Linked DNA regions of Mus musculus: region 2 is linked to region 1. Evidence: chromatin loops called from intact Hi-C (ENCODE). Cell type or tissue: heart. All regions are shown on one strand. Links, peaks and the distances in the headings refer to the core of each region. The heading gives the core; the rest is flanking DNA.

Evidence for each region. Peaks named below come from ENCODE experiments on the same cell type or tissue, not always from the same donor. Only the 100,000 strongest peaks of a DNase experiment are listed, where the experiment ranks them.
Region 2: a loop joins it to region 1, with 4 times the contacts of the local background. A loop is called at or near these places in 5 of 42 quality-filtered maps.

The regions. Positions count from the first base shown.
Region 1 is chr11:61,229,606-61,233,593 of GRCm38, forward strand. It overlaps a transcript of Aldh3a2 not described here. Among named protein-coding and RNA genes, the nearest start is that of Aldh3a1, 23 kb to the left of the region's middle. In heart, for the core only: a CTCF peak has its summit at 1,946; a DNase peak (open chromatin) is centred at 1,936; H3K27me3 peaks cover 205 bases.
Region 2 is chr11:61,341,246-61,345,233 of GRCm38, forward strand. Slc47a2 (solute carrier family 47, member 2) reads right to left here and starts at 1,615. Exons shown (of 17, transcript NM_001033542.2): 1 at 1,372-1,615; 2 at 1,194-1,295. The coding sequence starts at 1,533. It overlaps Slc47a1 (solute carrier family 47, member 1), which reads right to left. Exons shown (of 17, transcript NM_026183.5): 17 at 2,155-3,283. The coding sequence ends at 3,057. In heart, for the core only: a CTCF peak has its summit at 2,007; no DNase peak of the experiment used is centred there; H3K4me3 peaks cover 1,401 bases; H3K27ac peaks cover 467 bases; H3K27me3 peaks cover 1,799 bases.

The DNA of each region.
Region 1 (3,988 bases), core at 548-3,047:
CCTTCTTAGAATTGGGAATAAAACACCCATGGAAGGAGTTACAGAGACAAAGTTTGGAGCTGAGACAAAAGGATGGACCATCTAGAGACAGCCATATCCGGGGATCCATTCCATAATCAGCTTCCAAACCCTGACACCATTGCATACACTAGCAAGATTTTGCTGAAAGGACCCTGATATACCTGTGTCTTGTGAGGCTATGCCGGGGCCTAGCAAACACAGAAGTGGATGCTCACAGTCAGCTATTGGATGGATCACAGGGCCCCCAATGGAGGAGCTAGAGAAAGTACCCAAGGAGCTAAAGGGATCTGCAACCCTATAGGTGGAACAACAATATGAACTAACCAGTACCCCCAGAGCTCATGTATCTAGCTGCATATGTATCAGAAGATGGCCTAGTTGGCCATCAGTGGAAAGAGAGGCCCATTGGTCTTGCAAACTTTATATGCCTCAGTACAGGGGAACGCCAGGGCCAAGATGTGGGAATGGGTGGGTAGGGAAGTGGGGGGGAGGGTATGGGGGACTTTTGGGATAGCATTGGAAATGTAAATGAAGAAAATACCTAATTAAAAAAAAAAGAAAAAAGAAAAAAATCTTACTTCAAATTTAGCTCAAAAATTGTGGTAGTGATTTTATTCTCCCTTGATGGGATTAACAGATAAAATCATAAATGCGGCCGTGGAGCCAGAAGGCCATGTCTGGTGGCAACAATCACAGTGACAATAAGACCTCTTCCCTTCCCTCTTGCAGAGTGGTTTTAGTTGTTAGATTTACTATGTTGTGGTTATTTTGTTGCCTTTGAGACAAGCTCGTCTGTATCCCAAGCTGGCTTCAAACTCACTTTGTAGCCAAGGGTGGCCTTGAGCTTCAGCTCCTCTCCTGTCTCCCAGTGGCTAGACTCACGGGGATGGATGTACTGCCAGACCAAGTGGGGAAACCCCCACTCAATTCCTGATCCGGGGTGCACCCAAGAATCACGAACAGAACAGATCGCCTTGATGTAATTACATGAGGTCATTTAATTACGGAGCTTCCGGACTGACATGCATCCCACACAGGAGATAACAGATGTCGGCCACAAGGCTCGAAAGCTAGGGGTTTTTATGGGGTAAGGGGCTTAGGGGTATGGAATTCAGCATAGCAACACACTATTGGCTTATTCAAACATCAGCAGAAAAATTACATGTACGTGCAGGGTGTCAGAGTTCTGTGAGTTGTTGACTCAGTTTAGATAGCCCTGCTATGTCTTCACATTCCCCTTTATCTTTAAGGTTAAGCTGTTCCCGGGAATGTTTTAACTAAGGGGCATACCCGGGTTTGTTTTTCTTTTTTCTCAGCCCCAGGCAGCCTCTAGGCTCACAAACAACCAGCAATTTCTGAGTAGTTTATATGACTTACAGATCTTGAAATTTCATCTTTCTTTCAGTACCACCAGGCCTTATTGATGCAGTGCTGGGGACTGAACCTCGGCTTCTGCTTCCATGTAAGCACTCTGCCAACTGAGATTTATTATTTAGTGCACAGGTTGGAGACCATCTCTGGTGAAGGGAAAGAAAGGGAACCACCCAGGTCTCCTGCGTACAAACACCCCTGGAGCATTTTTTTTTTTTTTTTGGAATTGGGCGTGGCACGATGGGAAGGGTGTGATGTCTCTTTATCTCTTGTTTTGCTTATCTCTTCATCTCCTCTGGAACTGTGTCTTTGGATTCTGCTGTCCACTCCTTCACTGCTCCAGTGGATCCAGGACCCAACCCTCCTTACTGTCTGGCTTCCTCCCTCCCTTACCCCCTCTTAATTATTCTCCCTGATCCCAGACTGAGACTGGTTAAATAATGCGTTGTTCTGAGCCTTCCATGTGCATCTGGTCGAGCAGGCATCTGGCTGGGTGACCTAAAGTGGGTGGGGAAAAAAAGCACCATGCAACAGCAGCATGCTGCTCCCTCTATAACCAGCAGGGGCAGACAGAGGACAATTTTTATGGGGAAAGTGATCATAAAAAGGTCCCGCTTATTAGCCGATTTTGAGGAAATGAGGTATGCACCAGCTCCAGAAGGACGCCGGCATCCGAGCCCACAGCCAGTAGCTTACGGAAACGTCCTCTTGCTAGGCTGCCTTGTTCATAGACCACGTACACATCATTTGATTACTTTTTAATTATATAAGATAAGAGGTCTCATTGGGGGATGTTGATTTGTTTTGTGTTGTGTTGTTTTACAAACTAAACATCACTCTAGATTTCAACTCCCTAACCACAAAGCTGTCTCTTGGGCTCTGCCTTCTGGCTCCTGCATCTGGAAGCCACCAAGCTTGAGTTTTTAATATCCTGTTCAGAAACGTGCGGGTTCTGGTGAAGTTCCTTTTCAAAGGAGGGGCAGGAGGACCTGCTCTCCTGCCCAGCTTCAGGCTGGTCAACCTCTGAGCTCCTTTATCTAGAAGGTGGTTGGGACTCTTGTGTGGATGTGTACCTAGTACTTCCTGTCTTATGAGGACTTCGTGACACTCCCCTGAATTCTTATGGGAAATCTGATCTGGTAATTTCCTTATGGTGTACTATTGGAAGCAGAGTCTCTTGATTAACGGCTTTTGAAATTCAATGTCAAACTGTAGTGACTCTTACCCAGCAGCAAAAGTTCACTAGCACTGAGAGTAAAAATATTTTTATTGCAGGTTTTCTGTCCCACCCTTTCCCATTTAGCTCCCAAATAAGAGACACAGAAAATAATTTCTAATACCAAGCTACAATCCTAGACTGGGCAGGTTCTGAGCTATTCTAACTTACACCCCAAGCAAGGTCCTGTGTTAACTGCTTGCTCTGTTTGATATGTGTTCTCCTAGCCATTCATTCATGGTCCATCCTGCGTCATGGGGACCTTCTTCGCAACTCTCTCTCCTTCTCTTACCTTGTGGTCTCTCTCGAGACCTGTCACTTGATCCTAAGTTCTGCCTTCCTGTCCTCTCTGCCCAGTCATAGGGTCCAGCCTTTTATTAAGCAATCAGGGACAGGCTAACACTGTGCCCCAAGACCAGGCTGCAGTCTGAACAGGGCCACAGAACCCAGCTTCTGAATTCATAGCACACAAGACTTAACCCCGACAAGTGTCAGTTTCTATTATTTTTGTCTGTTTGTTTACTCTTACTACAATTTTCCCAATGGTAAAGAAATTGCTCTGACATGCATTTTCCTTATTGCTTATAAAACCAAGTTGTTTTTATGTGTTGATGGTTCTCTGGTTTCCTCTTGTTAATAGTTTCTATTCCTCACTTATTTTAGTACCTTAAATTTTCCCCATCATTATAACCCTCATTTAATAATGAAATTCTTTTCTACCTACATTGAAAACATTTTCCAGTTTACAATTTTGCTTTTAATTTTATTTCACATTAAAATGACCTTTGTTTTGTCTCAAACCAAGAGACACCAGCACATCTGGGCTCATACATACTCAGCCTTCTACTCACACCAACCAATTGTAACACCCAGTAGCTGTGGGTGGGACAGCAGGAAGTGATCGTGGCAGGACCCTTCTATGAAATGTCTGTCCCTCCTGCACTACCATGGTCACTCCGGGTGCTCGTGTGGGTCTTGGAGAGCTGACTGTATAGGTCACATGCATCCTGGCAAGTGTTATAATCCGTGTTTCTGTGGTGTGTTCTGGGTGGAGTCAGTATTTTGTTGGGGACATCCAGGTATTGGAAAACCAGGCATGTTAAACATGCAGGGTTATCTCTTCAAAGGAAGAGATGTATAACCCAGTTTCCCTCATGAAGGCTGGGAATGGAGGAGGTTAACAGGCCAGGTGACCTCTGTAGGGTCAGGCCACACCTGGCTGCCCCAGACCCTTACAAACTGGACCAGAGGTGGTTAACAGCCTAGAGACTTGTGCACCATCTGTATGACCTAGATCACACCAGCTCCTAACATATGCAGTCTATGTATAGAACCCACCTGCACGGAAGGAGTGTCATGTGCTTTGAGAAGAGTTTCGAT
Region 2 (3,988 bases), core at 635-3,134, 110 kb after region 1:
CTGTTTCAAAAACAAAATGTATAAAACTTAACATATCTAACCACTGGGCCACTACCTTCCCAACAATTAGTTACAAGGTAACATTCACTAAAAGCAACATATCTCCTTGACTCATTTATGAAGGGCTGACAGTGGCTCTCACTGTCCTGCCCTTATCTGCAGAAAGCCCTGTCTGTAGAACACACTGGTGCTCCCACGGACCACCGCCAAGCCTCCTGTCTCACTGTGGGTCGCATTTATTCCTGTTGTTTTTACATCGAAACTCTAGAGACATAACAGGAAAAGGAAAGGAAATTGCCAGACAACAACAACAGAGAAAGAGGAGAGAGAGAGAGAGAGAGAGAGAGAGAGAGAGAGAGAGAGAGAGAGAGAAAACTATAATTCTGACAGTACAGTTATAGATCCATACATAAACTGAGACACACACACACAGAGAGAGAGAGAGAGAGAAAACTAAAACTATAATTCTGACAGTACAGTTATAGATCCATACATAAACTGAGACACACACACACACAGAGAGAGAGAGAGAGAGAGAGAGAGAGAGAGAGAGAGAGAGAGAGAGAGAGCGAGCGCCAGGTCTCTCTCCTCCATTATACTGAAAGAGAAACTGCGGACCTCCACTATTGCACAGGGCATTCCAACATCCTAGCGGGCAGAAGGGACACTTTCGGAAATAGGGGAGGACCCAGTCGCCATCACCTCCCTTGGAGGAAGAGTTTCTCTCCTGTCTGAAAGTGAGGATCAAATGCAAGCGAGCTGCTTTCCACTACCTTGCTAGCAGATGGAGAGAGGCTTCTAAGGACGCGGGATTGCAAGCCATGAGGAAGAAAGACACTTTACATGCAATCTTAATGAACCGTGTAACTAATAGCTTTGGTGGTTTGGTTTCAGAAGTGGGGACACAAAGTTCATTTAGGGTAGCTGTGCACCATGTGGTCTGCTTGGGACACTCCTTTCATGTCCCCCCAGGACGCAGTGCCTGGGGGTTGGGAGGGGGTGAAGCGGGGATTTACTCTGAACTCGCTCTCTTCCCAAATCTGAAGATCATAGTAGCACGGTGGGTCAGACCCAGACCCTGCAGTTCTAATTCGGATTCTTGGCACTGAGGCCATTTCCAGCGCTATACAAATAAAAACACATTAAAGCTTTCCGGCTTTACCACATCATCAGCTGAAACAGTTAGCACCTACGGAAACAGCGAGTGTCACGGCGTCCAACTCGACTTTGCCCAGGTGTCCGCAGAAGATGGAACTGACGATGCTGATGAGAAAGATCATCAGCTGCGCCAGGAACTGCAAGGAGCAGAGAGGCGGTCACTCTCGGGCCGCCTGAGGTCGCCCCGCGCCCGCAGCTCGGGGTCCAACTCACCACCGGGCCCGCGAGCGCCACTAGCGCGGCCGCCTCCCGTCTCACGTCGGGGGACAGCGCTCCTCGAAGGCCCAGCAGGATCCTCAGACTGCGCCCCCGTGGGACGCGGACCAGCTCCGGGGGCTGGATGGTGGCTCCCAGGCTGTCCTCGGCCGGCTCCATGGCACAGGCTCAGATAGTGGCGCGATCCACACGTGGAGCCGTGAGTCGAGTAGCCACTGCGAAGTGCAGGGAGCCGGGCGGGAACCGCCCCACGCGCCACCCCGCCCCGGGCGCCGCGTCCAAATCCAACCGTCGCCGAGCGCAGCGCGCGGCACAAGCCTCGGCCTGGGTGCTTATAGACACAACAAGAATTAAGCTGAGGGATGGTTTAGGTGGTCCCATCCAAACGCCACTGTGTAGCTGCTGGTGTAGCTCAATGAGGAATGCCTGCCTGTAGCAGACTCCAACCCCAGCCCCAACCACCAAAAGAAAAAATAAATTGAGCCGTTTTACACTCATAGTGACTGACGTTTCTAATTGTGTTCATTTTCTGTACTTTGGAAGTTTGCTGAATTATCCGTGTGTACTTAATCAACCCTTCAGAGGCTGGAAGAATTGGGCTTCGACTTTGTTCAAGCTTTGTCCAATGGCCACCACCAGGGGGATTGTCACTCTGGGTCTTCATCGCTTTACAGCTCCAGAGACCTCCCGTTGCCTGCACCCCTCTCCCAGGGGAATCTGAGCTTCCTCTGATGATTTATAAACGCTGTTTGCTCACGGAATAATAATCTACAGCCCAGAGACATATCATAAAATGTATTTAATAGAAGTCACACAGCAAGAATATAGAAGCAGTTCAGATATAGTTTTGTAGCATAGAAAACAATAGGCAGAAGAAATAGGAATTCCAGCCCGGAATGAAGACAGTAGACAGCAGTGCATGTTTGACAGTGGCAGATGAATTAATACTCCCCCATAGTCTCCCCCACATTGCACTATATGGTGTTTACCTTATTTATTAGAGAAACAAAATTTTTGAATTCTCAGTTCATAATTCCCATGGGCACAGTTGAATTCTGTTAACTATAATGACTGGCTCTGAATTGTCTCTATGTTCAAAACTGCACGTGGGCCCAGACTTAAACAGTGATTCACTTTCCAGGGGCTCAACTTTAACATTGATGCAAAAGTGACACGCATTCAGAAGAGACTGTTTTTGAACGGGGAGCTTTTCCTGGGTTCACAATGTGTGACACTATCCTTTGGAAACATGGGGACAGTGGCAGTGAGCTAGAGTCTCCAGGTGACTCCCTGCAATCCCAGGGGTGCAAAATCAACATTCCGGTTGGTACAATGTTTCGAATACTGGTATTTGGTAGGTAAGTATATTGCAGGCATTGTCCACTCCAGAGCATCTCCTCTGCCTCTGTCTCATCTATGTCTCTTTGTCTTTCTGTTTATATCTCTTGGGGGGGTGTCTCCCTCTCTCTGTCTCTCTCAAACACACACCCAAAGAGAGACACATACAGAGAGAGAGAGAGAGAGAGAGAGAGAGAACTTATGTTAGAGGGCCCAGAACATGCTGAACATATTGCTGTCTGCAGTATCCCCAGCCCTGATGTTTCAATGTGGGGTGGATTTGTTCAGCATTAACTTCACAGACTGAGGAGCACCCAAGTTGCTGGATTGATGGCATTCCCACATTATTCAATTCTGATATAGACTCTCACTAAAATCCCACCCACCAAGACTAAGACTACCCCTAGGAGCAGGAGTCCTCTCCGTAAGGCCAACTGTTTCCCAGACAGTTTATTGCTGTCCTTTGGACGGATAGGCAAAGCTTGTTGCTGGTTCATCGGCTGGTCCAACTGAGTCTCGTCTTTTTTTTCAAGATCCGTCATCATAATTTCTCCATGGCTCTCAGGACACACTGTGGGGAAAAGGGGTCTTAGTGAGTAGCTTGAAAGGATTCTTACTTTCATATGTACAGATGGTGGTGGTTATTATTTGTGATTGTTGCTAGGAGAAAGTTAATTCAAGAAAAAAGTTGTTATAAGAAAGAGAGAAAGAAAAGAAAGAAGAAGAAGAAAGAAAGAAAGAAAGAGGAAGACAGACAGACAGACAGACAGAAAGAAGGAAAGAAAGAAAGAAAGAAAGAAAGAAAGAAAGAAAGAAAGAAAGGAAGGAAGGAAGAAAGGAAGAAAGGAAGAAAGACATACAGATAAGAAGATAGGAAGGAAGGAAGCAAGCAAGCAAGCATCTTAGGGCGATGCTGCAGGGGAAGGTCTGCTTTCCCTTTAAATGACCATTAATGTTCCTTCAAGTCGTTTTTATTTGTTTCAGATAAGGCACTGTAGAGAAAAACATAACAAATCCATCAAAATTGCCAAGTCACACCGACCCACTCCTCCACCTGACTTGCAATGAGCTCTGCCCTCTGAAATCTCTTTACACTGACATGGTCTGTCCAGAAGTTCCCGTCCACCATTAGGTTCATACAAGACAAGACTTGTACATGCTCAGAAGTGTCCTCTGCTTGACCTAAGTCTATCCCATAGGACCTTGCTAGGTCTCTCCCATACAAATAGGCAGAAGTGACTCCAATATTATCTTTTTACTTTCATTGCTCCAGGAG